Linked DNA regions of Mus musculus: region 2 is linked to region 1. The links are chromatin loops, found by intact Hi-C in ENCODE. Cell type or tissue: left cerebral cortex. All regions are shown on one strand. Each heading gives the region's core, and the rest is flanking DNA. Links, peaks and the distances in the headings are about the cores only. Region 1 overlaps Tacc3 (transforming, acidic coiled-coil containing protein 3). Region 2 overlaps Fgfr3 (fibroblast growth factor receptor 3).

Region 1 (15,744 bases), core at 3,562-11,561:
GAAGGGGATGTGTGTTATGGAACACTTAGTAGTGTCCATACCTGCTGTTCCTGGCTGCTTATCTCTTTCCTGCTGCTCTGCCTCACCCCTTGTTTTACTGTTGTCTCTGGTATCCAGTGGAGTCGTAACTTCCTAATCCCAGGTACTTCACTTTTTCTTTTTTTTTTTCTTTAAGAGGAGGCTGAGAAACAGAGGGAACTAAAGGAAATAGCTGAAGACAAAATCCAAAAGGTTTTAAAAGAGAGAGACCAACTTAATGCAGACCTGAACTCCATGGAAAAGTCCTTTTCTGACCTTTTCAAACGGTTTGAGAAGCGGAAGGAAGTGATTGAAGGCTACCAGAAGGTGTGTTGTATCCCCTTTTGGCCTTTGCTTTGAGGGCATAGTCCATACCAGTGGTGCCATGAGCTGAGTTATATATACCTGGGTTCTTGACTGTACATTTCCTGCACCAGGCCGTGTGATATCCTGTCAACAAGACAAGCTGCACCCAGTAGATTCTGGTAGAAAAGCGCAGCCAGGGGCTGGAGAGATGGCTCAGTGGTTAAGAGCACTGACTGCTCTTCCAGAGGCCCTGAGTTCAATTCTCAGCAACCACATGGTGGCTCACAGCCATCTGTAATGAGATCTGATGCACTCTTCTGGTGTGTCTGAAGACAGCTACAGTGTACTCACATAAATAAAATAAATCTTTAAAAAAAAAAGAAAAGCACAGCCAGTCTGTGAGACATAGGTTTTAGAGGCTTCAGGAGCCTCAGCAGAAGAGACTGGGGGTCTCCCCACTCAGTGGTAGTATGTCTGGCATACATGAGGCCCTTAGCTCAATCTCCATTAACTTTTCAAACTCCCTGTCCCCCCAAAGGAAGAAAAGTGGGAAGAGGAAAAAAAAACTTTGGCAGAGTGTCCTAGATAGGGTTTCCACTGCTGTGAAGAGACACCATGACCAAGGCAACTCTTATAAAAGGACAACATATATTGGGGGCTGGCTTATAGGTTCAGAGGTTCAGTCCATTATCAAGGCAGTATCTAGGCAGTCAAGGTTCTACATCTTGATTGGAAGGTAGCCAGGAGAAGATTATCTCCCACATGGCTAAGAAGAAGATCTCTGAGCCCACCGCCACAATGACACTCTTCCTCCAACAAGGTCACACATCCTGATAGTGCCACTTCCCAGACCAAGTGTATGCAAACCACCACACTGAGTTTGGTATTCTTGGGAGATGGAGTTTGGGAGTTTAGGGGACAACTGACAGTGGGCTCAGGAATATCTTGCAAGAAAGGGGAAAGTGGACAAAACTTGGCTTTCCCCATGGTGACTAGTGGAGAAAACAGAAGTCACTTCGGAACCCTGCTCCATGACCCTCAGTAGTCAACTCTTCACTGTGAGTCTGAGAGGGAGCAAAGCTGCATATATCCCTCAGGACTGTGCTACCACCAGCCAGTCTACAGTAGTCCTGGTCATGGTTTCCACTCTAGTAAGAACTGATGCCTGTAGGAAGGTCTGGGGATCAGGCCCAGGTCACAGAGGTGGTCGGCCAGGAGCTCACTGTACCTGGAAAGTGGGATAGACTGCTTTGGTTTTTCAGACAGGGTTTCTTTGTGTAACAGCTCAGGCTGTTCTAGAGCTCACTTCATAGACCAGACAGGCCTCAAACGCACAGATCTGCCTGCCTCTGCCTCTCAAGTACTGGGATCAAAGGAATGCATAACCACCCCCGGCTCAAGAGGCTTTTTTTTTAATTTACATTGCACATGTTGCTTCCAGTCTCCCCTCCCCTAGTTCTTCACGTCATCTCCCCTCCCCTTTGTTTCTGAGAGGGTGCTTACCTGTCCACTCACCCCCCACCAGCAGCCCCCTTTCCTGGGGCATCGAGTTTCTACAGGATTAGAGGCATCCTTTCCCATTGTGGCAAGATAAAGCAGTTCAAGAGGCTTTTTCTAAAGAGAAAATGCCAAGTTCTGAATCACTAATGTCCCCAAAAGCCTTAAGTGTCTGCAGTCTGCACCTGGCCCTGGGAGTCCCCAAACGCCAGGCCTGGATAGGACTCTAGCTTTGATGGAACAGTATACTTTTAATGTTTCCTGTTTGTTCACTCTCTAGAATGAAGAGTCACTGAAGAAGTATGTTGGGGAATGCATAGTGAAAATTGAAAAAGAAGGCCAGAGGTACCAGGCGCTGAAGATCCATGCAGAAGAAAAGCTCAGGCTGTGAGTACCAGATACCCATCCTGGGAGGGAGGGAGGGAGGGAGGGAGGGAGGGAGGGAGGGAGGGAGGGAGGGAGGGAGGGAGGGAGGTCGGTCGGTCTGCCTGCCTTGTAGCTGGGCCAGGCCTAGCCTGTGTCTCTGTTTCTGCCCCTCAAGGGCAAATGAGGAGATCGCCCAGGTACACAGCAAGGCCCAAGCAGAGGTACTGGCTTTGCAGGCAAGCCTGAGGAAGGCACAAATGCAGAACCACTCGCTGGAGATGACTCTGGAGCAGAAGGTAGGACACAGAGACCCCAAGGCCTGTTGGAGCTGACTGTGATTCACGGGTTGCCTGGACGTTATCTTTGAGGAAGTCAAGGGCCAGCCTTTTCCTTTCTAGTCTCCTTTTCTGCTTGAGAAGGGTGGGACCTTCCTAGCCAGTTGCTACTCCCTCTGAAACCCTACAGAAACCAGTCTCATCTTTTCTCCTTCAGACAAAAGAAATTGATGAGCTGACCCGGATCTGTGATGACCTCATCTCTAAGATGGAGAAGATCTGAGCACAGCCAGCTATAACCAGCGCTCTTCTGTCTGTCTACCCATTTATTTCCTTATCTGTCTGATTTATCTCTTACGTGTGGTTTATTTAACCTCTGTTCATTTCTAAATTACTTTATTTTGAAAAGACTAAAGTTTAATCTCAAACTCAAAGTCAACCCAGGTCCTGTTGTTTATAACAAGCTCATTTGCCTCTTTTTCCAGGTAGTTCAGCTTGTTTGAAAGCAACTCTCTGCGATCCTTATATAACAGTGGTTCTTAGTCTTCCTAATGCTGTGTGACCCTTCAATACAGTTCCTCATGCTGTATTGACACTCAGCCACAAAATTTTCATTGCTATTTAACTATCATTTTGCTGCTGTTGGAATCATATCTGTGTTTTCTGATCGTCTTAGGTGACCCCTGTAAAAGTTATTCAACCCCCAAAAGGGGTTGAGACCCACAGGTTGAGAACTGCTGTTATATAAATTTGGGAAGGGAAACAGGGCCCAGAATATTTGGTTGGTTTCAGAAACTTCCTGAAGCTATTGAGTTGTTTACTTACTGAGATTAAGGAGATTCCCTATAGCATGGGATGTTTTGCTTCCCTTTAAAATATCCTGTATCTTAAGGAGCCAAGAAGGAAAGTTATCTCCTAGAAGAGCTGCCTATGCAAAGCCCAGCACTGGCCTGAGGCTAAGAAAAGCCTTTGCCACTAGACCATCTTGTCTCCCTGGCTGTGGGAGCTCCTTGTGAGCCTGATCTCTACCTACTAGGTAATGAGCAGATAGGAGACGTGTGCTCAAGTCCTACCTAATTCAGGCTTCTAGTCAGCCACATAGCTTGGGAGAGAGGCACCCTATCCCTGATACATACCTTCAGACTGTATACACTAAAAGTCAGATAGATGCAAGTTTCCACTTTAAACCAAAAGCCAAGTAGCCAGGGCTTGATGAGTTTGGTGTTGACCTGACAACCTGTATTCCAGGTACTGGAGTACTACAAGGATGTAGAGGTATCTACATCTGTGGCTGCTAAGGCAAACAGTTTAGAGTGGACACTCCATGTAACAAGGAGCCCAAATGGACTTCTGTGAGAAGGAAGTGCTGTCTCTCAAGACTGCAGCTGCAGTTGCCACTGGTTTCCAGCTTTCCACCACCCTGCAGATAATGAAAGGCAGCTGTGGACCATGGTGCACACCAGAGCAGACACTTATTAATAAGATGCTCAGTGTATTAAACTGAGGTTAAGTAGACTGTCTCAAGTCAAACTGCAATCAGGATTAGTGCCTCAGAACAAAGACCCTATTGTATGCTACCCTGTGTGTCTCCTGTAGTACAAGAGTGGGGCTGGGGACACTGTGTTGAGGATCCTGGACAGGCACAGGAGCTCTGCAAAGCTGGTCCTAAATTCAGCTGTGACCTAGTCAGTCCCCCTGAAACAAGAAGGCTGAGGAGATCTACACGTCTAGGTGGGACAAAGTCAGCACAGCTCATGTGTTGCTGTAGGGGCGAGAGCACAGCATGTGAGGACAGCTGCCCAGACCGATGGCTGAACCTGAGGCAGTATTTCAATAGGGAATGAATGGGTCCTACCCAAAGAGGTCCAGGCTAAGATCTCCCATTCCAGAAGTAAGCACCCCTTAACCAGGCCCAGGATCACAGAGCCTAGTCTGCAGCTGGAGACTGGGGGCTGGAGGTCCTTAGGTAGTTACTTAGCACCAGGAGTTAAAGCCATTCATGAGCCACAAGCATGAAGGATGGTACTGTGCAGGGTAGGACTGAGGCTAAGAATCTGAGTTAGCTATCAGAGGTAAATGGGAGCCTTTGGAGAACAGACTCAAGTCCAGTAGCCTGGGCCTCTTAGGAGGCCTGTGTTAAACCTATTTGGAAGATAGTAACTTGCTAAGTCAGAAGGCCAATAGAGCTAGATCAGGCATTACTGAGACAGATAACCTGACCAGCCTTTTGGGCAGGTATCCCCAAGTCTTAGGCCTCTCTCCTCAGCCAAAATCTTCTAGACTCACTAACATGCACTTAGAGATCCATGGGACCTCCCTACTAGTCTCTTATAGGATGATGTCACAACGGCCCTACACGGAGATGGGGCAGGCACACATCCACTCGGGTTTAGTTGCTGAGCATGGCAGAGTCAGCCAGCCAGGCTCATAAGGGAGCTGAGGCTCAGAAAAACAACACTCACTCAGTGGGAAAGTAAGCAGATTCAGGGCATGGCAGCACTTCTCTCACCTGGGCTTCAGGGTTCAGGAGGACCTAATGCCTTAGAGCTAACCAGCTACCTACAAGCAGGGCAGCAGTATGGTTGCAAGGGTTTCCTGTTACTTGGCCCTGTTATGGAGGCCTTGAGAGGTAGAGGGCCATAACTAGGCCTCCTCACTGGCTCTGCCGGGCTTCACCAGTCCCTCCTAGAGCTGCCCTATCTATCCCTTACTGAGGCCTCTCGCAGCCAAGCCAGAGTCTGTCCAGAGAAAAGTCCTGAAGGGCAGCTGGATGCATTAGGGTAGCCAGCCTGGCCTGGGGCCATGCTGAGGACACCGACCGCCCAGCAGCAGCCTGGGCTGAGCCACTCCAGGACAAAGGAGCCTTGTATGGCTGAATGGGCATTTATCCTGGGGGCTGAAGGGGGCCCTGGCACTGGTCCTCCATGAGTAAACATGACCCTAGCTGGGCACATAGCAGCAGGGCCAGACTTCTGTAGCCCTGTGTCCCTTGACATTGCACAGTGGGTGCTTGTGGGCCTGCTGCCAGGGCAAAGTAGGGAATGCCCTGAGGCAACTGGAAGGAGAGGGGTTATCACAGCTCACAGATGTAAAGCATCACAGAAGCCCTTCCCACAGCACCACAGTGTTAAACTTCACTGTTGAAGATTAAATGAATCGCTGTAAAAATTTAAACATTGAAGCCCAAGTCCCCAACAGGATAGTCTGAGGAAGTGAGACCCTAGTAATTAGTGTCTGTGAGGTCCTGAGAGTAATGCCTGGTAAGAGGAAAGTTAGCTGGCATGGTGACACACACCTTTAAACCTAGCACTTGGGAGGCAGGCAGGTGAATCTGAGTTTGAGGCCAGCTGGGTCTACATAGTGAGTTCCAGGGTAATCAGGGCTACAAAATGAGAACTTGGCTCAAACCAGTGCACCCTAACCCCCAAAAAGGAGAGCTGAGATCTCCTTTTGACCCCCATGACTATGGGTAGTACATGTCAGGGAAACTGCTTTCCCATATACACAGGATGGGTTGTACCTACAGACTCGGAAATTGCTCTTCTGTTTAAGTCCCCTCCTCAGCCCACGGTGATGTTACTTTCACAGGTCTAGTAATAAACTCACCACCAGAGGCACAGCCTAGCCACAGTCTACCCTTTAACCACTGGCCACTGACAGGCTGGTGGCTCCTGGGGTCTTGAGCCCAACCAGAGGAAGCCCACTCACCTCTGAGGTTCCAAGACCACATAAGAACTAGTGTGGCCCAAGCTGCCTTCTTGGGCCAGACAAGACCCTTTAGGGTAGGCTAAGTGGACCCTCCAAGTAGATCTCTAAGCCAACCATTATCACCCAGAAGAGGGTGCCTTGCCCATTGACAGCCCCCAGCTCCCTCCAGAAATGCCTCCTCCTGGACCAGGTGTTGCAGCCAGCCCAAGATGAACCCCAAACACCCTTGACCCCTCAAGAGTCCTGACTGGTGAAACTCAGCCTCTGGAAGGCATTCAGTGGTGTCTATATTAGTAGGACCTTAACACCCAAACCTGAACCCCAAACTCCCTCTCCTGAATCCTTCTCCGGCTAAGATAGGCTGAATCTTGTCTCTTGTATCTCTGGAGAAGGCCTCAGAAAAGCCAGGCATAGAAGATGTTCACCCAAAAAAGAAGATCACACCGGGAATATAGACCCACCTCTACATCTGAGATGGACTCTGCCTTTCTGGGGTGTGCTCAAATATAGGTCACAGAATTGAGCTATGGCCAAGGAGTCCAGGGAATCCCCATGATGGCCCTCTGTGGGTAGAGACAGGCCTATCTGTCCTGATACTATTCCAGTAGCCTCTGTTCCCTAACACTAGGAATTGATTCCAAGCATTGCATTTATCAGCCATCAGATCAGGCAGCCTGTAGGGGGCACCCGTGGACAGGCCTGACCCCTCATGTCTTCATCAAGCCAGCCCTACATTCCCAAGCTATATCTAGTCTCATTCATACATACCTTGGGGCACTGAAGACCCTCCAGGCCCCCCCATCAGACCCTGACCAGCTAACTAGCTCTGATCATAAATACCCTTGCCAACTCACACCTCCTGTCAAGAGGAACCACATGCCAGGCTACATACAGCAAAGAGGTTCCAGGCCCTTAAGGGTAGTAACTAGTCAACTATAGCAGTCACCATTACATTGCTGTAGAACAGGAGTCCATAGCAAAAGAAAACCTTACTCAGACTCAGTGATAGGCAGATGTGGATACTGCCTCCCAATACCCTGAACCACCAGGTTCCCCTAAACTCACCCACTCACTGTTATCTATGCAATGCCCCTTTGCTATCCTATGCCCCTCCATACATGAGGGAGCAGGCCAGAACTCCCATAACACCTGGTACCAAGCTCCAGACTGAAAGAGCACAAGTATATGTGGATGAATGAATTATACATACTAAGACACACGAAAGTTTGTCTCTTCCACTCAGGCCAGCAAGGGATAGGTGAGCACAATGTGCCCCAGCAGGGCCAGACTCCTAAAAGTGGCCCCCTGGCGGAGGCCAACATCCCTGTTTCCTACGAATCCTCTGTGTTGGGAATAGGAAGATCCTTGTACAGACAACCAAAATCCAGGAGAACCAAAAATGTTAATCACACAGGGATGTCCTCTTACTGGGGAAGACAAAATAAAATGCCTGTATCCCATCCAGAAAGCTGAGAGTGGATTCTGTTACTGACCTGGCAACCTTTTGCTATCTGTGGTGGCAGACCTCACTCACCTTTTACTGTAGACACAGACATCATCCAAATTCTACAGACTGTTTATTCCAGACTCTCTCTGCCCAGCTCCCAGGTAACAGAACCCACCCTACAGGACTGCTGACCTCTGAGCTGCTGGGGTAGAGACTACTCTAGATTCTAGACCTTTTAGCTATAGAACCCACCCTCATGATCACTTGTAATTTGGGGGGGGGTGTTTGAGACAGGGTTTCTCTGTGTAGCCCTGGCTGTCCTGGAACTCACTCTGTAGACCAGGCTGGCCTCAAACTCAGAAATCTGCCTGTCTCTGCCTCCCAAGTGCTGGGATTAAAGGCGTGCGGTGCACCACGCCTGGTTTTTTAAAAAAGATTTATTTATTATTATAGATAAGTTCACTGTAGCTGATTTCAAACACACCAAAAGAGGGTGTCACATCTCATTATGGATGGTTGTGAGCCACCATGTGGTTGCTGGGATTTGAACTCAGGACAACTCAGTGCCCTTACCTGCTGAGCCATCTCACCAACCCCCACTTGTACTTTATAAAGGAGTTTCTAAGTAGTCACACCTTAAGCTTTACTGTGCGCCTAACTTGAAATGATTATTGCCTGAACACCTAGAGGGAGTGATCGTTGCCTGGAAACTTTTCCCTGAATTATAGAGTGGTGCTTTTTTTTTTTTTGGTTTTCCGAGACAGGGTTTCTCTCTGTCTAGCTCTGGCTGTCCTGGAACTCACTTTGTAGACCAGGCTGGCCTAGAACTCAGAAATCCTCCTGCCTCTGCCTCCCAAGTGCTGGGATTAAAGGCATGCGCCACCACGCCCTGCTGTTTTTTTTTTTAAGATTTATTTATTTTCTGTATATGAGTACACTGTAGCTGTACAGATGGTTGTGAGCCATCATGTGGTTGCTGGGAATTGAATTCAGGACCTCTGCTTGCTCTGGTCAGCCCCACTTGCTCCGGTCGGGCCCTACTCTCTCTGGCCCAAAGATTTATTTAATATATTTAAGTACACTGTAGCTGTCTTCAGATGCACCAGAAGAGGGCGTCAGATCTCATCACGGATGGTTGTGAGCCACCGTGTGGTTTCTGGGATTTGAACTCAAGGACCTTTGGAAGAGCAGTCAGTGTTCTTAACCGCTGAGCCATCTCTCCAGCCCTATACAGTGTTTTAAATAATTTTAATTTTTTCAAAATCTACTTTTAATGATAGCTCTTAAACACTTTAACCTCCCTTTTAGCCCACCACCCACCAGAGGAAGTGGAAAAGAAAGGATATGGGGGGAGTGGACCTGTTTAGAAAGCTTCTTTGGAGCCAGGCGTGGTGATTCCAAAGAATCCTTCATCACGTGTCCTTTCATGTGCTTGCTTTAGCAGAATATCCTCTCGCCTCCGTCTACTTCAGCTAAACATTCCTTCACAAGTCTGCCTTAGCCTTTCACCTGTGTCCACTTCAAGAAAACACTCCTTCAAGTGTTTGCCTCAGCAAAACACCATCCAACAGAACGTTCCAAAGAGCCCTTAAGTTTCCATTTCATATGCTGACAATGAACAGCCTGGCATAGACTCTTCCAGTCTGATCTAGGTTGACAAAGTCAATCTGAACTGAGTTTTCATTCTCATCTCTTTGCAGGTTATGTTCTTGCTGTGACCACCTGTAGGGTCCCCCACACCTTTGGAGCCTTCCACCTCTTCTGCCCACTCCTCAAACTCTCCTGGTATCAATAGCCTCCTGGGCTGAGCTCGGGGGCTAAGGAGCTACCTTCATGAAAAGAGGTGGCAAGAGACAGCCAGAGCCATGAGAGGAGGGATAAATCCACGGGAGACCACAGCAAGTGAAACAGCAAGAAGAGCTGTTAGTGAAGAGTGGCATTCACCATGGGCCTTCTAAAAATTAAAGGACCCCACCCCTCACCCCCAGTGTAGTAAGCCACCTGTGGGCTCCCTGTGTGCAGAGCTGGGTAGCCCTGTAATAAAGACAGCTCTGTCATCTGGCCTCTAGGTCGCCAAGATATATCACTCCTGGAGGGTTTTGTGGGGAGTCATGGGGGTTATGCCTGAGGGTTTTTTTCTGGCAAGAACTGCAGTGTGGGCTGAGAACCCCAGACCCTCTATCCAGTGTTTACTAAGGCCCAGAGACTGACAGCATCCAGGGATCCTCTGAGTTAAGTGGGATGAGCTGGGGCGGAGCAGGATTACAGAAAAGTTGTGGGAGCCCCCCACCCCACCCCCACCCCGAGAAAACTCTCTGAGCCTAACTGTGGTAATTCCAGAGCTGAACCCATGAGGCCAGCACTGCATATGTTTTAGGTGGGGTCTGAAGCCTGATAGGACTAGCCCTCTGCCTGGGATATCTGGCCCAGCCTTGGGGCTATTCTTCCACACAATATCAACAGCGTCTCCCACCCAGCCCTAGAACAACTTACTCACAGTCACATAAGGTTGGGGAATGAGGGGACTCAATGACAACGACTGTTGGGTCTTCCAGTCTTCCAGCTCCTGTCCACCAGAGACATATCAGCCCATTTACCATTGTGCTAAGTCTTACTAACTACCCTGGCCTAGAGGACCTGGGTCTAGAGTCTTCAGAAAGTCTCCTCACACTCCTCAAGCTCCAGGGTGAATGTCCAGACAGCAAGGCTGGCTAGAGATCAGAAAATGTCAATCCTTGTCCAGGGCTGGAATCAGCCAGGGCCAGGCATAGACCCTCACCAGAAACCCAGTGTTCTCGTCATAAATGAGGGCTGGACCCCAAGCCTCTATGTATCCTGACATGTTTGACCTTTGTTCCTGTGTCACTTGTGAGCACCCCCTCTCTTCCAGGCTGAGAAAGAAGAGAAAAGCAGACACCTTTGGGACATGTTAACAGGACATGCTGCAAGGACCAGGGTAGAAAGAAAAGGGTGAATTCTTGTCTCCCTCTGTGGCTACTAATGTCCCCAGTGTCTCATTGTGTCCTCTGACCCCACCCAACACCTCATCGCCAGACAAGAATCAGTCCCACACTCTTGAGCTACACAGATAGCTCTCCGCATGTGCCAGCAAACACAGGCTCCTAGGTCCCTGGGTGTTCAAGACCAGAACGACAGTGGAGCATAGGAGAGACCTTCTCCCAATCAGGAAAAGGCTGCCTGGGGAACCCAGCAAGACCCAGCTCCTCACAGCATGCAGGGGGACAACAGCCCCAACTAGCCAGGGCCCAACCAATAAACAAGTAGGGATAGTACTTACTGTCCATCTGTAGGTCAGCCCACATCATCCTGGATAGATAGAGTCCACCTACTTCATACTCTGCCCTGACACCTGTGACAGGTTCCTCTGGACCAGAGTCCATCTCTACTTCCCACATGTAGAGGTCACTAACTGACTGGTCCAGTAGCAGGCCAGGCAGCCAGAGCAGCCCGGCACTGGGTAAGGCCAAGTCAGAGAGCCTTTTGCACTTGATCTTCACTCTGGAGGCTTGAGAAATCATAAACATATGGGCAGCACTCTCACACCCAGCCCTTAAGTGAGTTACCCAGAGTCCCAGAAGAGTGGGACCCAATGTGAAGGGGACTGTTGTGTCTTCCAGCGCCCATCCACCAGGCCACATCAGCCCATCTACTATTGAACCAGTCTTACTAGCTGCCCTGGCCTACGTGAGCTGGGCCTGGAGTCTTCCTACACTGTACGTTTTGTTAAGGGACCTTTCCCTCTCTGTGCTAGAGATGAAACACCAATGGCGGAAACCAGGCCTGATTCTTTTTTTTTTTTAAAGATAGATTTATTTATTTATTTATTTATTTATTTATTTATTTATTTATATGTTGTGAGCCACCATGTGGTTGCTAGGATTTGAACTCCGGACCTTCGGAAGAGCAGTCGGGTGCTCTTACCCACTGAGCCATCTCTCCAGCCCCAGGCCTGTTTCTTACCCACCCTGTAGTGGGGACACTATGACCCAAACTAGTATATGTAGGGCTGGGGACAGTGCCCTTTTATCACATAGGGGGCTTTCCAGAGCAGACAAAAGGAGGCCTGCAGGGTTAGGGTCTTTCTTCAAAAAGAGGCTTCAAAATGCTGGTTAAGGTCTCATTTGTCCAACCTCTGAGTCTCCAAGGGATCCACTATGTCTCTGGGAGGCCCTGCCTGGCCCCAGGTCTGCCCAAGGCAGGAGGGCTGGGCCAGATCTGTGCTGCCCCAACGTGCCCACTTGCTCCCTCAGGAGGCCTGATGTGCCAGGTGCTGCTCCCCTGCCAGGAACATGAGCTCACCTTGACCCTGGGGCAGGATGGGAGAGGCTTCCCCACCCCACAGGCAACGTGACTTGCCCCAGGTCACAAAGCCATCTCTTTGGCTCCCCACCCTGCCCTAGCTGCCCACCCCCACCACTTCCTGGAACGCTCCAGAGGGTCTGAATCTGTTAGTTTCTCTCTGAAGTAAGGGCCTCACATGTGTGGTGACATTACCAGTCAGCTCTGAGAGGGAGCCAGGGACATTAGGGAGGGTCCTGTAGTCTAACTAGATAGGTTCAGTAAAATGAATACTAGCAACTGGCTCAAGATACCAAAAGATGTGAAGGCAGAATGTCCCATCCAAGGCATAGGATGCAGGAGCCTCTTGGATCACGCATCATAATAAGAAGGGGAGCCTAGGCCCCAGCAAAACCACTCCAGGCCAAGGACAGAAGGGGGCTCTGTACAAGCACAAGCCAGCAGTCATGGCTGTTGTTGACTTGTTTTGCCTCCGCGCCTGCTAGCCAAGCAGGAAGCGCCAGGGGCTCTCCCCTCGGGCTGGCAGCCAGGCCTCCTTGGTGTTTCTGGGAACCCCCCTCCCCACACGCCCAGGAAACAGGAATGTACCCTTGCCCTGAGTCTAGGCTTGTCTGGCTCCAGGTGTCCCACCAGCCCCACTGCGTTGTCCCCTCCGTCGAGCTGGAGGATAACTGGGTGAGGCCAGAGCAGAAAAGGCTTCCTGTAGTGGGAAGCATCAGGCCCAGGGGAGGTGTGGGCTGGGCTGATAAAGGCCACTAGAGAGTGGAGGGGTTCATCTCAAGGAAAGTGAGGAAGTCAACGAAATGGGCCACGTGGTGACCGGGCTGTTGCCTAGGCCGGGGCGTTCCCTATCGTTCCTAGCAGTTCCTCCTGTATAGCCATAGTCTATACCCATCTTCCTAAAGACCCCAACCTGAACCTCAGAACCCAAACCCCTAACCTTAACCACAAAGGAAATGTGCAGCCTTTTTAGAGCAACAGCAGTATGTGGAGAGATAAGCCAGCATAAGGACAATCACTGTGAGCCTGGGCCCACTTCTGGCCACCAGCATCCCTGGCCATGAGGAAGGAGGCCCCTGCCCTTCCCTCCAGAGCACAGTGAGAGGTCTCAAGACCCTTGTCACCGAGCCATGCAATCACCTAGAGAATACATAGTCCTTGGAGCCTGAGCCCAGAAACTTCTCTCTGGCAGAGGTGATAGCTTTAGGCCCTGCACTCTAAGACCACTTCCTAGTCAGGAACCTGAAGTGGAAACTTCTAGATCTTTCGAAAGTTAGTTTACACCAAATGATGATTTGCTGGGACACACAGGTGAAAGGATGTCTTGATAAAGCAGGCACGTGAAAGACTGTTCTCCTGAAGCAGACACAGGGGAAAGGATGTCTGGATATAGCAGACACGTGAATGGACCCTTGATGAAGGAGTACAAAGGGGACCCCCACAGACAGTGGGAGACGAGCGCTGAGCCTTGGTTTGGTTTGCTCTGCCTTGCTTGAGGGCCAAGTGGCTGACAGCACCACTGGCCATGCTGTAGCAAGCCAAGGAGTTGGAATCCTTGCTGACAATACCTTCGCACCGTAGGTCTGTTTCTGCAGGCATCTCCGTGGCTCCATGAATCTTCCCTTTGATGACAGAGACCTGGTCTGTGAGTGGGAGAGTGAAGACCTGCCCCTGACCATTCAGCTTCCATTCCGTCTTATCCTGCATGTTGGGTACCTGCCCTTTGATGAATACTGGATCCCCCTGTGCAGGAACTCTTGGCTAATGACATGCATGGATTGATTTACCTTACATAGCGCTATTGAGCTCAAATTGTGATAATGCTGCCATTGAGAGAAACTCACCCACGAACTGCTTATGAGGTTCCTGTTGTGGTTTGCCGCTTCAATGGCCTCACCTCAGGCCTGCTGGTGAGCCGTTTCTTTAGGAGTGAACTACAGCTGCCTAGTGTCTGCTTGCTTTAAGGACTGGACTGTAGCTGCCAGTTTATATCTGGTGTTTGCCTGCCTAGAGGACTGGTCTCCAGCTGTTAAGTCATATTTGGTGTTTGCTATGGGACTGAACTGCTGCCCAAGAAGGTCAAGCTTGCTCCCAAAGAACTATTGCTGAACAGGTTCACCTCACCTCCCCCATATCCTAATAACTTTTCTCTTCCACTACCTCTGCTGGGTGGTGGGCTAGAGGAGAGGTTGAACCCCTATTAAAAGTAGGTTCCGGGGCTGGTGAGATAACTCAGTGGGTAAGAGCACCGGACTGCTCTTCCGAAGGTCCTGAGTTCAAATCCCAGCAACCACATGGTGGCTCACAACCATCCGTAACGAGATCTGACGCCCTCTTCTGGTGTGTCTAAAGACAGCTACAGTGTACTTACATATAATAATAAATAAATATTTTTTTAAAAAGTAGATTCCATAAAGGTTCCTACAGGAACCCATGGGCTCCTTCTAGCCATGGATGGGCACTTTCTCATGGGGGGATGAGAAACAGAGACAGGCTCGGGAATAATCCACAGCTGGAACTTGAACTTGAGGGCAGAAGCAGATAGTAAACTTCCTGGTACCAGGTCACAGATACTGGGTTTATGGGGCTGTTTAAATAGGGAAACTTAAGTCCAAAGTAGTGCCAGGCCTCAGGGAGCTCCAAGGATGGGGTAGGGATGTGCTGGGAGCCATCTGGGGTGGTCACAGTGGTCTCAGAGACCTGAGTTGTTTGGCCCTGGGGATGGGTGGTCCTGTGTGCCCCTTTAAAGGAGTCATGAGTCTGAGAGCAGCGGCTGCCAAGACCTAGGAGAATAATTACCAAACTCTGAGTCTCGAACACTAGGTGGAGCCCCTCTCGTGGCCACACAAAGCAAGCACCCCAGCCCTATGGGGAGGTGGGTATTCTTGTCACAGTTACTGCTGGGAGGACTGCCCAATACTCTACCACTCAAGTCCCTTCCTGTGAGGAACAGCCAGGTCCAGCCCTTGAGTTGCTGTAAGTTTAGGGAAGGGACATGGCCACTGAGGGGTTTTGTCACCAGTTCTCTGGTTTGAAAGACAGGAAGAATGATAGTCATACTGGGGACTTGCTTCTGAGCCAGGTGACTTGGGAGGACGGCCGGTGGGGGCTTCAGCTGGACATACAGTAGGCGCTTAGCAGGGCACACACAGTAGATGCCTGAATATACAGCATTGTACGCAGTAGGTGCCTAAGCACACAGTAGGAACTTAATCCATACAATAGGTACCTGAGCACACAGTAGGCATTCAGCCTCTTTGGAGCTCTGGAATTGAGCAATGTAGTATAGTGAGCAACTGCCACTGCCTGTGGGACACAGGACCAAGGGGGACAAAGCTGTGGAGTCAGTCATCTTGGCAAAGACTACAGGAAAGCTGCCTCCAGCAAGAATGATCAAATCCTCCCAGTTACTCCTTCCTAGGGCTGCCTGAGGTTATGAGGGGCAGGGGATATTGAACCCTGAGCTGGGGGTGGCAGAGAGATACTGGAGGCTTAGGGAATGGACTCCCAGTGGTTAAGAAGTGCCTAAGAAAAGAAATTGTAGCCCAGCAAATGGCAGAGTAGCCACCCCTCCTGATGCTCGGAACACAGGCTTCCCGTGGGGATCATGGTGGCTGCTTCTGTCAATATCCCAGGCATGTATCCTTGCCCTTGTCCCTGCCCATGAACACCAGTTTGCCGGGGCCAGGCCCTATTCTTCCAGGAGGTACCATAGTAGAAGAAAGCCATGGAAGCAGCGGATCCAGGAAAGCTCGCTCTGTCCGTGTGCCCCCGTGCTTGATGTCAGCATGATCTGATTTCATAACT
Region 2 (15,744 bases), core at 2,844-10,843, 52 kb after region 1:
AGGGAGGAACCGCGGCTGGGAGGAGGCGGCCGGCGCCAGGCAGCCCGGGAGAGAGCTAGGAGTCGGCGGGCGGGGCGGCCGGGGGTCGGGGTTCAGGAGCGAGGCCGCGCTTCCCCGCTGCCCTCCGGAGTAACTCAGTGCTCTCCTCCTGTAGTCTCCACAGAGGCGTTCTCCCACCGGCGCCGGAGCCGGGCGTGGGGGGTTGCAGCATGCCCGCGCGCGCTGCTTGAGGACGCCGCGGCCCCCGCTCTGGAGCCATGGTAGTCCCGGCCTGCGTGCTAGTGTTCTGCGTGGCGGTCGTGGCTGGAGCTACTTCCGAGCCTCCTGGTCCAGAGCAGCGAGTTGTGCGGAGAGCGGCAGGTAAGGACTGACCCAAGGTGTTCTTCTGGGGGCCGGCCCTGAATCACAGGGGCTTTGGCAATGGTGAACAGCCCTTGGGTGAGGAAGGGGCGTCGGGTTGATTAGCACCACAGGGGCTAGTGCGCCGAGGTTTGTCCCCTGCCCCGCAGATCGCTGTCAGCTCGGACGCGGCAGTTTATAGGGGTGTCTGTAGGCTGGGAGCCACCACCCAAGTGCGAGGCGTCACGTGGACCGGTGCCCGTGACGGTGGTCCCAGGCAGAGGGGCGTTGGGAAGGCGCGCGAGCTGACTTCCCACGATTCCTATTGTTGCTTCTCGAATTTGAGAGGAGGAAAAATGCCTGTTATTGATTCAGCCGTTCTCCCGGAACAGTTCTTCCTCTGCTTCAGCTAAAGGAAGGCTGGACGTTGCGGGGTGGATAGTAGTATCCCAGCCAAAGCTCAGCTTCAGGGTTTCGCATGACAAGGTGACAGCTTCAGTGCGGCTGCTCCCCTCTTATCCTGTAGGCGGCCTGAGGGGTCGGTTCCCAGGGGCGCGCACAGACTGCCCTTCAGGCCGCACGCTGGGAGATGAGGGGCGGTTGTCCCAGGATCTTGGCGCCGCCTAGGTAGTCCCGCTGGCCACCAAAGTCCGATGGGACACTTGAATGCCCTCAAACGGGGCCCGGAGGCCAAGGATGCGAAAGGGAGCCACGGTCCGCTCTGCGTCCCTTGGTTGCCCGGAGGTGCGACGCGCGCGGCCCCCGGCTGTGCCCGGTGGCAGCGTGGCAAAGCAGAGCAGCGGTCTGGCGGGAGGCCGCGCGAAGGGAGGCTTTCGCTCGGTAAGTTGTCGCCCCACCCGAGCTGAGGCCCGAACAGCCGCTCCTTTGTACCTCGGCGGCCACAAACCGCGCATTGATGGCGGCGCGGCCTCTCGGGGAGGTGCGAGTGCGGCGGGCGCAGCGGGAGGAGGCAGATGGCGGTGTGCCCCTCCCGGCGCCCCCGCGCCCCTCTCTCCAGCGGCTGCAGCCTCCTGGAACAATGTCATTTTCTTTCTTTCTTTCTTTCTTTCTTTTTTTTTATGAATGAAAGTGGGCCGGGAACTTGAATGTGCGTGTCTTTCAGCGGCGTGACAGAGGCGGTCGGGAGGTCAGCGCGCGCTTTTAGCGCCTGCTAGGACTGCCCTGCTTCCCGGGTGCCGAATGGCCCGCGAGGAGACCACATTAGCATGTGTATTCAGATGAAGATATTACTTCTTGCGTCGGGTGTCAGTGAGCTCGGGTAGGGGCGGCGGGGCGGAGCGCACACCCTCTCTGTGCCTCAGGCAGTGACGGTGGCCTCCTGGCACGACCCTGCTGCGGGAACCGAAGCTGAGCCGGGCCGCCCGGGATCGGTGGGATCGCCCGCCCCTCGCTTCTGCGTTTGAGCTTGTGAGACAGGTAGGGAATTGATAGGCCAATAAACTTAATCCGGTTCCTTAACGAGATGGGCCGGGCTGTAAAAATACAAAGACCTGGTGAAGTTTACAGAGGTCCGGGCTGGCGCTTTCCCTAGGAACATAAATTACCAAGCAGGAGCTGGCTGGGGTCAAGGGCTGTGCGGCGGGGCTAGGTACCGGCCTAACCTGGCCACCCTTGGTGAGGCAAGCCCTGCTGGTGTGCTTAGTGTGGGAGACAGTAACCCTTAGGGGATCCAGAAGTTGACCCCCAGGCCGGCTTGCAGAAGCAGGGCCTTCCACCTTCCTTGTCTCCCCCCAACCCTACCTTGCTTGCAAGGCTGGACTTTGAGCCCTGCTGGCCCTCCCAGTGGTTCATTAACCTGGGCTGATCTTAGACCCTGAAGCTTTGGCTCCTATGCTGAGCCTAGAATCCCCTTGTCCTCCAGGTCTCAGGTTTTACTTGGGACCTGGAACTCTCCCCCCACCCCCTTTTGTAGTTGGGCCTAGAAGGAAAACTAGTTACCCAGGGTGTGTTAGGGGGTAGATGATGTATTGGATAGAGGTGGCCTGCCCGGTTGAGAAATTACTGAGCTGTGAACAAAGCCACTTGGGGTTGGGGCCTGCCTCGGCTTGGGTCCTCTCCTAGAACCTAAGTCTCCTCACCTGTCCTGCTACAGAGGACTGGTAATGGCAGGGTTGTTGGGGGGATTAAACCAGATAATCCCCGGTAAGCCCTCATTAGCCCGCCCAGCCTCTGGAGTTTTCTTTCATTCTTCCTTTCTTGACTTTTATAATAAACTGTGGAAACTGGAATGTCTCAAGGTGGGATGGTGGGGAATGGGGAGGAGGAAGGCAGGCAAGAGACCCTTGGCTTCAAGGCCCCTTGGGGCAGGCACCCTCCTTTCTCTTGGGTTATTTTCCTCATACACCTGGCCATACCTCCCACACCAGCTGTGTTCACTATCAAAGCAGGTGTCACTCAGATCTGTGTCCTGGTTTTGCTCCAAAGTCCAAGTCGAGTTCTTTAGGGTGACCAACCTCAGACCAGGGTTGGATTTGATGCTGGTTTTGTAGTGCGCACGTACGTCTCAACAACAGAACCTAGGCTGTCAGCTCCTCCAGGCAGTGGATGCAGCCCTTCCTCCAGCTGGGCAGCTGTGGTCTCACTCCATTGTTTGACTCAGGGGGCTTCTGCATAGGCACCCCTCATTCCTACACCCCTTTTACAGACTTTAGACACTTAACCAGGGCTTTCTGGACCTTAGGTCTGCAAGTTGGGATTTGCACTTTGTGCTGTAGTGGATGAAACCGAGACAATCTAGGAGGCTCTACGCCCAGCACAACTTGATTGGGATACAGTGTCCCTTAGCCTGCAACAGTGAGCCTACAGTACCTAGGTCCATGTTAGTACCATATAGCAATGGGGATAGGTGCTATGGGATCCATGTGGTAGGGACATTGTCCTCTTAAAGGGCACAACAGAAGTACCAGTGCTTGCGTGCTGCGTTTGGCTCCTTTGTTGATGGGGCCTAGGGAGTTACTGGTGCACACCTGGAGGCTGATGGTGTGGGAGTTCCTCTGACCAGGGCATTGCTTCTACTGCCTCAGAATACAATATTACATATTCTGCATTGTCTCAAGCACTGTCCTTCCCTTATCCCTACCTGACTCAGGTCATAATTTCCTCTACGCCCTGTGACCCTAGAATGGTGGTTGTTGGTAGATGTTGTTACCCAAGGCCCCCAAAGTCCAGGTGTCTGGTTTCGCCTAGCTCCTAATGGACAAGATGGATGGGTGGATCAAAGGTTAGCTCTTTGAGCTGACTGAACATTTCCCCTCCAGCCATCTGCTTCTCCAAGGGTCTGGTTTGGGAGCTGCCATGTTCTTTTCCAGTCCCTCTTTGGATTCGGTTAAAGCAAATACTTGTGTGCATGGCTTGAGCGGTTGTCTTGCCCAGACCAAATTGGAACCAACTGGCTGTTGCCTTTGGGCCAAGGCCTGGACTGAGGCTCTTGACCAGCCTGTCCTTGCCCTTCTGTGGAGGGAGAACTCAAGTGGCTTCCAGCACTGGGTGGTCCCCATAGGACATGGTAGCAGGATTGGAGAACTGGAAGTCAAGACAGTTAGGCCCCTGGCTATGGGACCTCCATAGGGCAGCTTAATACTGTGGGGCTCTGAAGGACATGAGCTTTGGGGATATTTTAGGGATATTCCCTCTGTCTGTCAGAATCCTGGTGGACTTTGAGCCTGTGGGTTGTCTCTGGGATGGACAGAATTGGGCCTAAGGACTGGTGTGGCCAGAGTGGACAGCTGGGCCTTGAATCTAGGCCATGCGTCGGCGGAATGACAAGTGACATTATAGCCAGTCCAGCTGGATCTGAGGAAGGAGGTCTGCTTAGCAGGACCACCCACTCCTGTCCTGGGCCCCAAGCCCAGCCGCCCTGTGATGGGCATTGTCAGGTTCTGGCAGGGAGGCCTGGAGGAGATAGCCCAGCTGGTGGTACGTCCCTGAGGGTGAAGTCTTTGAGCCACCGCATGAGCTGGGCAGCACCTGGGCAAGGCAGAGGTGTATTATCTGTGTCCGCCTAGTGGAGGAGCTATGTTGCTTCAGTTCCTTAGCCCTCAGGGTGGGTGGCTGGCTCTACTTGGCTCACATGCCCACTCAGACAGTCCCCCTCCCCCCAGTCCTCATTTGTGAAATGGGGGTCCCATGTCCTCAGCCAACCTGTGAACTCAGGAGTCTCATAGCCCACTGACTAGAGGCCTAAGAGACCAGAATGGTGTCCATGTTTTCCTAGCTGGCTCATCTGTGAAATGGGTGTTGCAAGGCGTGGACTGTCCAAGCATCCCCTAGCTGGTATACTTTGGTCTCAAGAGGTGCACAACTCCTATGAACAGCAGCCCTAGGGGTGTATGCCAGCAAGGGCTGCTCACCCATGTTCTTGTATGACCTCATGTTGTCTTCTCTCTTTCCATTTATTTTGATTTTGTTTTTAAGACAGTAGCCAGGCTGGCCTTGAGCTTGTAGCAATTCTCCTGCTTCAGACTTCTGAGTGCATGAGCCACCATACCTAGCTTTCTCTTCCTGTTTAAAGTATGTTCTGTTCCCTGGCTCTCTATCCAAACTGGTTTAGAAGCCAAGATGAGGGTTGGGTGCAAAGAGGGTTCTGAAAGGGCTCCCTATTCTTTCTCTGAGCTTTGAGCCAAAGTCCAGGGAAGGACAGCCTGTCTCCAACCTGCTTTTGTGCCTCCCTGTGAGCTTAGGGCTGATTTTACATTTCCAAATGGTGGAAGGATCAGAGGAAGGAGAATTGGTGACTTTTTCGTGGTGTGGGGCTGAGCTCAGGGCTTCAGGCATTCTGGGTAGGTGCTGTACCACAGAGTTGTCTGAAACCCTTCTTGGCACTTTAAAGATGATTCAGGTATCAGGAGGGCTGTGCCTCTTTCAGATCATCTTGGGAAGACAGCTTCCTCCTGTAGGGCAGAGCCAGAAGCCTTAGCCCATGATTGACAGAGCTGAGATGCTGGGGCCCACTGGCTCTTACGAAAACAGTTTTCCACCCCTGGTTTGAACATTGTCTGGCAGGCCCCCAGGCTCCAGGAGCACATCCCTCACCTGCCTACATACAGCCCTTGCTTGTGTGTTTGCAAAGTGAAGTGCTGGGTCTCCAGCATGCTTCTCTGGAGACCCTGTTTCATAGTGTCCCATTTACTCCACAGAGGTTCCAGGGCCTGAACCTAGCCAGCAGGAGCAGGTGGCCTTCGGCAGTGGGGACACCGTGGAGCTGAGCTGCCATCCTCCTGGAGGTGCCCCCACAGGGCCCACGGTCTGGGCTAAGGATGGTACAGGTCTGGTGGCCTCCCACCGCATCCTGGTGGGGCCTCAGAGGCTGCAAGTGCTAAATGCCTCCCACGAAGATGCAGGGGTCTACAGCTGCCAGCACCGGCTCACTCGGCGTGTGCTGTGCCACTTCAGTGTGCGTGTAACAGGTAAGTGCTTGGTGGGTGGTGCTGCAACGTGTGTGAAACAGCTGTATAGCCAAGGAGATCAGGACACTCCTGGGCTGGGTGGCTGCAGCATCCCTGGCCTAAGATGTTGATAGCTGTTGATAGAAAGGAGGGGGTACCCCTAAGTAGGTGCCATCTGAATGAATGGCCTTGTAAAGGCAGGATCCTAAAGGTATGAGAGTGGTGGACCTCAGATATGGGAAGCAGCAGGTCTTTGGATATAGGGGTATCACAGAACCCCCACTTGGAACTTGCAGATGCTCCATCCTCAGGAGATGACGAAGATGGGGAGGACGTGGCTGAAGACACAGGTGAGATTAGAGTCTATGGCCACTGAGCTGGTCAGGGCCGGGATGCCTCTCTGGTGGTTAGAAGGGAACACTGCTACAGGTGGGTAGACCAGAGGACAGTGCTCCAGGAGCAGGGAGGAGGCAGGGCTGGTCTGCAGGGACATTGCTATTGACTCTAGTAGGACGGGGCACCACAGGGGTGAGGATAGCCAGGGATGCAGCTCAGATTGTTGCTGAGGAACAATAGATCCAGGGATGAAGGGCACTGGTGGTTGTTGGTTCAGGCCGGCAGGAGGGGACAGTGCTTGTGTGTGCTGAGGTGTACATTGTGAAGAGGACGTGTGTGTGTGTGTGTGTGTGTGTGTGTGTGTGTCTATGCAGACTGAGTACTTGGGCCATTTGGAGACTTCTGGGGAAGAGTGGACAAGGTGTCCTCCAGTGGAATAAAAAAAAAATTGGTGGGAAAACAGGACTGAGTCTCTGGTGTGTGGGGGCAAGGAGAGTGGGTACAGGGGCTTGTGTGAGATTTTAGAGTGGAATCGACACAGGAACCTAGCACTGACGCCAACAGAGGCTCCTGTCCTGGGGAGTCATTTGGCTTCTCATTTCCCTTTCCCCTTTGGCTACCAGGTTGTTGAGAGCAAAATTTCTAAGCCAGTTTTCCCCTCCCCTGGCTCCTGCACCAGCCATGTTACCAGTGGCCTTGCCCTGAGTTTGTGTCCACTTCTGCCTCCCTGGTTTTCCCAGGCTGCATCTAGTGCTTACACACCCCACGTGGGCTTCGGCTCTGAGGTGACTAAAGGGTCATCTTCTGGACCTTGCCTGGGCATGGGAAGCATTGGCTCACTGCCGTCGCTGAGTGTGCCAAGCTAATGGCCGCCCTGGGAGCCTGGGAGGGCAGCTCAGCATGGAGGGTTCCCTCACCAGCGTATGCAGACGGTTCTCTCCCCCTGTGCTGTGGCTCCTCCACCCACAGATGCACATGGTCCTATGGTAGAGTGTAGTGAGGTCACTGCAGAAGGGGCCTGCCTCCCTAGTCTGTCCTGGATCCTTGCTCTGTCCCTCAGCTGTTTCAGGAGTCCCAGCAGGGTGGCTTCCTCCACCCAGCCCAGAGGAACCAGAGCGCTCAGTGGGGGGAAAGCGCGACCTAAAGGAAGCAGGCCAGGCCCTGGGTACTGCAGAGGCTGGCTTGGGGTTTGCAGACTGGTGGGATGACCTGGCCTAGGCCTTCTAGGATCTGCATCCTACTGGGATCTGGGGACCTCCACTTGTGGGCCTGCACCCAAGGGTGAGGAGGAGATAAATTCAGATCTGAGAGTAGGGCAACTGGTAATGCAGTGTCCAGGCTCAGGCAAAGCAAAGGACTCTGAATCCAGAAGGGTAAACAGGCTAGAGGCAGGCAGGGGAGGTTCTGGAAGGCACTGGTTACAGCTGTTATGGGTACTTCTGCCATCAGGGGCTCCTTATTGGACTCGCCCGGAGCGAATGGATAAGAAACTGCTGGCTGTGCCAGCCGCAAACACTGTCCGCTTCCGCTGCCCAGCTGCTGGCAACCCTACCCCCTCCATCTCCTGGCTGAAGAATGGCAAAGAATTCCGAGGGGAGCATCGCATTGGGGGCATCAAGGTAGGTCTGGGAAAGAAAGGGGCCTGGGGGCAGGGGCTGGAGACAAGGGATAGTCTGCATCTACTCACAGACTAACTACCTGCAGCTCCGGCACCAGCAGTGGAGCTTGGTCATGGAAAGTGTGGTACCCTCCGATCGTGGCAACTATACCTGTGTAGTTGAGAACAAGTTTGGCAGCATCCGGCAGACATACACACTGGATGTGCTGGGTGAGGGCCAGGCCGGGTGGCTAAGGCAAGGGGCATCTCTGGGTCCCTTGGCCCTACTGGCCCTGACCTGACTGCCTCTTGCAGAGCGCTCCCCACACCGGCCCATCCTGCAGGCTGGGCTGCCGGCCAACCAGACAGCCATTCTAGGCAGTGACGTGGAGTTCCACTGCAAGGTGTACAGCGATGCACAGCCACACATCCAGTGGCTGAAGCACGTGGAAGTGAACGGCAGCAAGGTGGGCCCTGACGGCACGCCCTACGTCACTGTACTCAAGGTAGGCTCTATCCCCGGCTGGTGGCTGGCAGGGTGGGTGGATCAGCTGGGTCAGCCCTGGCCTTGGCCCATATGTCCCTCTTGGCTGAAGGATATGTTGGGATTTACCAAGGTATTGGAACTTCTGAGAAGGGGCAGCTTAGTTCCAGTGCATGTCACCTGCTCTGAGCTCTAGGCAGGCTCTGTGTTACTTGTGCCCTGCTGTGGGACTTGTCTGCTCCGAGGACTGAGCCTGCAGAAGTTTTCTCTTGGGTAACAGTTATGGTGGCTCAGGGCAGGAGGATGACTGCTGAGTTAGTACCCTCTGGACCCCAGGGGACTGGCTAGACACTCTCCAGCTGGCCCGGATTGGCTGGTGTCATCTGCTTGCATTTAGCACTGGCTCTGTCCTGCCCCTCCCTCTGCCTGTAGCAAGTTCCATACCCGAGTTCAGGACTTTGCGATACTGGAAGCCCAAAGAAAACAGCTGTTGAGAGACAAGGAGGTCTGGTTGGGGAAAGGAATAGGGATTGTTTGGAACAGGAACCCTGGCTGTTGAGAAAGAGGCCACTGGGGTCCTGTCTGATGCGTCTCACACTGTGGGCGTGGATGTTCACGAGAATAAGCTAGTTGCCCTAAAAAGATCCCTGGGGTGAGAGTTTAGAGGCTGTGGGTTACAGGTTTTCTCTCTCTCTCTTCCCCTTCCCCCAACCCCCGCCTCCTCCGTTCTCTGTGTGTGCGTGTATGTAAGCGTGTATGTGTACCTGTGGTGACAGACATGGAGAGAAGGCCTCTTTCTGAAACCACGCCCACCACTGCCATGACGTGCCTCCTCTCCAGGCGGCTTTCCAGGCTTTGCTGCCCAGCCCATCTTTGGGAATCTCCCTTGCCCTGCCTCATCCTCACATCCTTCCGTCCTTCCGGAGCTGGCTCGGGGTGTGCCTGAGCCCAGTCTCTTGTCCCCGCAGTCCTGGATCAGTGAGAATGTGGAGGCAGACGCACGCCTCCGCCTGGCCAATGTGTCGGAGCGGGACGGGGGCGAGTACCTCTGTCGAGCCACCAATTTCATAGGCGTGGCTGAGAAGGCCTTTTGGCTGCGTGTTCACGGGCCCCAAGCAGGTAACGACTCTGTCCCATGCCTGCCTGGCACGCTGAGCTCCAGCTTCAATGCCCCCAGCCGTGCACCTGCCTGCATGCCCTGCACGAACTGCCCTGCTTGACCCTGCCTGTGACTCCAACTCTACTTGTGATGCCTCAACAATACTGGTAGCCCCCAGTTACCACTGACTGACTGTTTGCTTCAGCGCCCCCTCCCCAAAGGCCTGTGCTGTTCTCTTGCATCCCCCACTTGCATACTCAGAAGATCTGTAGAGCCTATTAGGGGCCACGTCCTGCGTTGTGTGTGAGCATCGACCTTACACCCATCTCCAGCTGGCTGATGCCTTCTGGCTTCCTGTCCATCCATCTGTCTGGCCCATCTTTTCGTCTGCATCTCTCCTGTTTCTGCACTAATTCTGCATGCTGCCTTTGTGTGGCACCGTGCTGCCCACCTGCCTGTTGCTCACCTTGGGACAGAGGACTCGCCACTGGTGGAGGGACTGGCTTCAGGCTCGGTTGCCTCAGTGCAGGAGGCAGAGGGCCCTGGGCCTCTGTGGCTGTGGCAGGGCCATGGTGGTGGCCGAAGATGTGGTGGTGGCGGCGGCGTTTTCCTTGCAGCCTGGCTGGATCATCTCCATGTGAACTGCTATGGTACCCAAAGGGAGGTGCTGGCACTCGCCTATCGCGCTCTGTTCTCTCTTTGTAGACTGCAGGCGCTAACACCACCGACAAGGAGCTAGAGGTTCTGTCCTTGCACAATGTCACCTTTGAGGACGCGGGGGAGTACACCTGCCTGGCGGGCAATTCTATTGGGTTTTCCCATCACTCTGCGTGGCTGGTGGTGCTGCCAGGTACTGGCTTCTGCTGCTGCTCATGCCGCACCTGTCCTCTTAGGGTGCTGTCTCAGGACATGCCAAAGCTGCCAGGGACTTCAGGGGGCCCATCCTGTGAAACTCACCCAGGCTTTGTGCTTGGTGTGGAAACATGAATCTGCCCTGCCTGTCTTGGTCCTGCAAGGGCCTCTTCTCTAGCAGGGCCCCCCATAGTCCTGATCTGAGGCTCTGGCATTTCCTGGGTGCCTGGGTAGCGGTGTGGGTGCTTCTGGCTCTGCTGGGTTTCTCTCCTGGGCGTGTCCCCTGCTGGCTCTCAGATGTGTTTTGATTATACTACAAGGCGAGTGGGGGGGCCATCAGCCCCTCTTCTCCAAGTATCCCAGGTCCCTTCCCTCCCCCACTGGGGCCTGTGGTTCCGGCCGGGCCGGGGGAAAGCTTGAAAAGGCTGGATGAGGCCCCAAAATTTGTATCTTTGCAGCTGAGGAGGAGCTGATGGAAACTGATGAGGCTGGCAGCGTGTACGCAGGCGTCCTCAGCTACGGGGTGGTCTTCTTCCTCTTCATCCTGGTGGTGGCAGCTGTGATACTCTGCCGCCTGCGCAGTCCCCCAAAGAAGGGCTTGGGCTCGCCCACCGTGCACAAGGTCTCTCGCTTCCCGCTTAAGCGACAGGTAACAGAAAGTAGATACCAGGTTTTGAGCTCCCTGTCCTGCCTCGTGTCTCCTAGAGTCCCAGCAGGGCCTGGGGCCTGCCCGGGACATAGTTTCTGTGGTTGGGTGGGCTGATGCCTCCTTATCTCCATATGGAGCTCAGGTTTTCTCTGAGGTGCAAAACATTTTTAGGAGTCTTAAGTCACCACTGTATAGAAGTCCGAGCAGCTAGCCCTTTTCTTGGCTCCACACCTTGCCTCATAGGCTTGACCTTGCCATCCTGGAGGCTCTACCACCCCACCCCTTTTACAATGCCCAGCCCACCCACGTTGTATGGTACCAATTTGTCCTGATGACCCAAGCAGGTGTCCTTGGAATCTAACTCCTCTATGAACTCCAACACACCCCTTGTCCGGATTGCCCGGCTGTCCTCAGGAGAAGGTCCTGTTCTGGCCAATGTTTCTGAACTTGAGCTGCCTGCTGACCCCAAGTGGGAGCTATCCAGGACCCGGTCAGTGGTGGTGAGGGACAGTATGTACTTGGTGGGGTTTAGTATATACCTGGTGGGGGTTCTGCGGTTGGGGGCTAGGTAGCTACTAGGCAGGGCCTTGTTGGAGGTATCCCCGAGATACTCCAGGGTGAGGTTTGAGGGGTCATTCTTTGTCTTCATGAGCAAATGCCCCTAGGGTTTCTGAGATACAGTGGTACATGACCCATGAGGGCTGGGGGTGCTGGGCACACACTCACTGCCTCTGTTTCCATGGTCAGGCTGACACTTGGTAAGCCTCTTGGAGAAGGCTGCTTTGGACAGGTGGTCATGGCAGAAGCTATTGGCATCGACAAGGACCGTACTGCCAAGCCTGTCACCGTGGCCGTGAAGATGCTGAAAGGTGAGGAGGGAGGGAAGTAGAGGGGCCTTTGAGGGCTGTGGGGCTGTCAGCTGACACCTCTGTTCCCGGCACAGATGATGCGACTGACAAGGACCTGTCGGACCTGGTATCTGAGATGGAGATGATGAAAATGATTGGCAAGCACAAGAACATCATTAACCTGCTGGGGGCGTGCACACAGGGTGGTAGGTCAGGTGGTTGGTGGGCCCACTGGTGGATGGCGCTCTGGAGATTGACAGCATCTCTAAGGTGCCTGTGCTTCCAGGGCCCCTGTATGTGCTGGTGGAGTACGCAGCCAAGGGCAATCTCCGGGAGTTCCTTCGGGCGCGGCGGCCTCCAGGCATGGACTACTCCTTTGATGCCTGCAGGCTGCCAGAGGAACAGCTCACCTGCAAGGATCTAGTGTCCTGTGCCTACCAGGTGGCACGGGGCATGGAATACTTGGCTTCTCAGAAGGTGGGCAGAGACAGGGACCAGGCCAGGTGGAGCCTCTCTGAGTGGAAGACCGGGTGATCGTTTGCCTGAGCTAGGGAATGGTCATCTCAGGTTCCTTTTGTCTCTTCAGTGTATTCACAGAGACTTGGCTGCCAGAAACGTCCTGGTGACCGAGGACAATGTGATGAAGATTGCGGACTTTGGCCTGGCTCGAGATGTGCACAACCTGGACTACTACAAGAAGACCACAAATGTGAGCCCTGGTCCTGCATGGTGGGGGTGAAGGGTCCCTCCAGGAGGCCCCACCCGAGAGCCAACACCTCTCCCTCTGCCCAGGGCCGGCTACCTGTGAAGTGGATGGCACCAGAGGCCCTTTTTGACCGAGTCTACACCCACCAGAGTGATGTGTATGTGTCCCTACATAGGATGGGGGTAGGGAGATCTGAAGAGAGAAGAGATACAAATTGCACTTTTGCAGTCTTCAGGGTCCTGGTCCGCTCATTGGGCCACCAGCACAGCCCTGGCTTCTCTTTATCCTAGTGCCCTGCTTTGCCCATCAGTGGTATGTCCTGGTACAGGGCTGCTGCAGTAACAGGCCAGGGGTAACAGGCCTTCTATCCTCAATTCCCTGCAGTTGGTCTTTTGGTGTCCTCCTCTGGGAGATCTTTACGCTGGGGGGCTCACCGTATCCTGGCATCCCAGTGGAAGAGCTTTTCAAGCTGTTGAAAGAGGGCCACCGCATGGACAAGCCAGCCAGCTGCACACATGACCTGTGAGCCTTGTTCATTCCTCTACAGTCCAGTCCCTGGGGTGGCAGGATTCCTACCAGGGCCCTTGGAATGTGTAGGAGACTGGTGGCCTGGAGGGAGGTTGGGGTGGGCAGGAGGCCAGGGAGCCATAGCTATACTTGCCGCAGGTACATGATCATGCGGGAATGTTGGCATGCGGTGCCTTCACAGAGGCCCACCTTCAAGCAGTTGGTAGAGGATTTAGACCGCATCCTCACTGTGACATCAACCGACGTAAGTGTCCCTCAGTCCTGCCCCCTCTGTGGCTGCCTTGCTTATTTTAAGTGTTGCTCTTTGGAGCTCCAGTGGCGGGGCTGGCCTTTAGGGGGCATAGCCTGAACACAGATGGCGTGGGATAAAAGGGGGTGAATGCAAAGGGACAGTCCTGACAACCATGTCCACCAAACAGGAGTACTTGGACCTCTCCGTGCCGTTTGAGCAGTACTCGCCAGGTGGCCAGGACACGCCTAGCTCCAGCTCGTCCGGAGATGACTCGGTGTTCACCCATGACCTGCTACCCCCAGGTCCACCCAGTAACGGGGGACCTCGGACGTGAAGGGCCAACAGTCCCACAGACCAAGCCCCAGGCAATGTTTACGCGGACCCTAGCCCGCCCTGCTACTGCTGGTGTGCAGTGGACCCTAGCCAGCCCAGTGCAATGGGCCAACAGTAGACAAGACTTCCTGCGTGTTTATCCTTGGCTCCTGGGTGCAGAGGCCCCTTGGGAACATGCACTGCTGTAGAGTAATCTCCTGACTGGCCAGGGCCAGGAGCACCAAACAAGAATGTAAGAGGCCCACCCTGTGCAACCCTGGGGTTCTGGCCCTCTCATTTCCCACTGCTACCTTCCAGGGACCATTGTGGAGAGGGCTAGACTCCATGTCCAGAGTGGGCCTTGGCCTTCTTGGTGCCCCAAGCTGAGCCTACAGGGAGGCTCTGCTCTGTGTGGCAAACCTCTCTCCTACATGGCACCTTGTGCCTGGGGGTGTCATAGCTCGACATCTCCAGGCTGCCTGCTTTCCACCCTGCCCCTCAGAGACAAATTACGGGTACCTGAAGGGGGGGCATAATGTCTATCAGAAAGGTTTATTCCAGAGGAAAATGTACATTTATATAAATAGATGTTGTGTATGATATAAATATATACATACATATATATAAGAATATCTATATGGAAAAAGGCAAAGTTGAGGCCCAAGGGAGCAAGATACTCCATGGGTCTCACTAGGAAACTGGCAAGAGCAGGCTGAGAAGCAAGGGGCTTTTCTGGCACGGCAGTTTTGTTTGTACTGGACCTGTATATTTGTAAAGCTATTTATCAACCCCCAGAGCGCCAGTCCCCGACCCCAGGTTCATAGCGTTTAGTCCCAGGGTATTGCAGCCATCTTAAGTTGTAACTTATTAACAGCGGAAGAGGTTCATGCTGGATTTAGGGAATTGCTGAGAACGTGCGTCTGGCCTCCACCAGGCTGGCCGTGGCCCCTTGGCGCTTGAATGGCTCTCCTAGTCAGAGCTGGCTCCAGGGAGCATTTTCTGTTGCCTTTGGCCCTCTTTTGTGGGGGATTAGATTTATATAGGAACTTTCTTTAGGAGATGTTTAAAAATTTTAAGGTGAACTGGTATTTTTCATACAGATTATTCTAATTGCTATGTATTCCAGGCAGGAGCCTGTGCCCAGGGAAGGGCTGGCCCTGCAAGAAGGTTCAGATGTTAATAGTTATCTGTTACAAGTTTATCTATCTATAATTTATTGAGTTTTTACAAGTTGTTTTGCTGTAGGCTTAACACTTCCTATGCAGTGCTTCTAGACTTTTATAGCCTAGACTGCTACCTTTCAAAGCTTGGGAGACAGTGGTGAATGCAATTTTGTTACTTTTGTACTGTCACTGGGCCCTAGGCTTGGGTGGCTGTCCCTTGCCTGTCAACCAGCAGGGTCAGGACAGTGGCTCAGGGTGACTTTCTTGGGGCCTAGCACATGGTTTGTCAGCCCACACTGGCAGATGTGGTTTTGTTAACACAACCAACTTACTTTCCAAAAAATAAAGAGATAACTGGTTCCATGAGTGCCTCGATTTCTGTTCTGAGACGGGTACAGCTGTGTCCTTGTTGCCTGTGGGGACAGGTGGGGAGGTGGGATAATAGCACCTGGGGAATGAGCAGCCTCTGGCTGGTCCCTGGAAGAAGGTACTGGTCCCAGGCTCCAAGGGACCTTGCTTTTCTTTCTCAGGGCAAGGACAGCTGGACTGCGGGGTGCCTTTCTGTGGCCTAAAGTGGCAGATTGGTCCGGGTTATCAGAGTCTAGAGGTGCCAAGGACAGGATTCAAGCAAGTTGTGTCCATAGGAGGGGACTGTGGATATGTATGTGGAGGAAGTGTTTTGGGTCTCTTCGGTCCCCTGGCTGTCCTGACAGGGAAGGGATCTCATGAGGACAGAAGGTGCTTAATTATATTTGAAAGTTCTCTGGGGAAAAGGCAGGTAGCCAAACCCCCTGGTTTAAGCAATCTGCATTGGGCCAGGCAATCTCTGAGTTTAAGGCAAAGCTGGTCTACACAATGAGTCCCAGGACAACATAGAACTTAGGGTTTCTTTCCTATATCCATTTTGTCTGTCATACTTTCTAACCTTGGGAGATGACCTGGGGACTGAATAAATGTCCATTCTAGGTTCCCTTCTTAGGATCAGGCCCACCTTATAGGTGAGGGCATTTTTTTTTTTTTTTTTAGTAAGTCAAGATGGCTGGAGTCTTGGTTCTAGACTGAAATAGGAGCTTGAGGATCTTCAGGTGAGGTGTACTGGGTTTTAGGGGAAACTATAGGCCTTGGCACTGTTGGCTACTCACAGGAACTTCTTGAAGGGCACCAGATAGTTTCAGGGACTCAGAGCCACACAGA

The links. A loop is a pair of places that touch in the nucleus more often than their neighbours do. Peaks named below come from ENCODE experiments on the same cell type or tissue, not always from the same donor. Only the 100,000 strongest peaks of a DNase experiment are listed, where the experiment ranks them.
Region 2: it touches region 1 in a loop (3-fold over the local background); 31 of 42 quality-filtered maps call a loop at or near these places.

What each region holds. Positions count from the first base shown.
Region 1 is chr5:33,669,303-33,685,046 of GRCm38, forward strand. It overlaps Tacc3 (transforming, acidic coiled-coil containing protein 3), which reads left to right. Exons shown (of 15, transcript NM_001040435.3): 12 at 176-345; 13 at 2,102-2,208; 14 at 2,363-2,483; 15 at 2,680-2,900. The coding sequence ends at 2,745. Among named protein-coding and RNA genes, the nearest start is that of Tacc3, 19 kb to the left of the region's middle. In left cerebral cortex, for the core only: CTCF peaks have their summits at 6,842 (motif pointing right) and 8,741 (motif pointing right); DNase peaks (open chromatin) are centred at 5,315 and 6,853.
Region 2 is chr5:33,722,152-33,737,895 of GRCm38, forward strand. Fgfr3 (fibroblast growth factor receptor 3) reads left to right here. Exons shown (of 18, transcript NM_008010.5): 2 at 155-360; 3 at 5,496-5,765; 4 at 6,041-6,094; 5 at 7,530-7,699; 6 at 7,785-7,908; 7 at 7,993-8,183; 8 at 9,966-10,110; 9 at 10,571-10,761; 10 at 11,106-11,251; 11 at 11,509-11,630; 12 at 11,705-11,815; 13 at 11,896-12,086; 14 at 12,196-12,318; 15 at 12,402-12,472; 3 more. The coding sequence starts at 258. The coding sequence ends at 13,409. Among named protein-coding and RNA genes, the nearest start is that of Fgfr3, 8.3 kb to the left of the region's middle. RefSeq lists a promoter at 1-258 and enhancers at 1-154, 1-43. In left cerebral cortex, for the core only: a CTCF peak has its summit at 4,352; DNase peaks (open chromatin) are centred at 3,864, 4,178, 4,863, 6,854 and 1 more place; H3K4me3 peaks cover 1,041 bases; H3K27ac peaks cover 2,248 bases.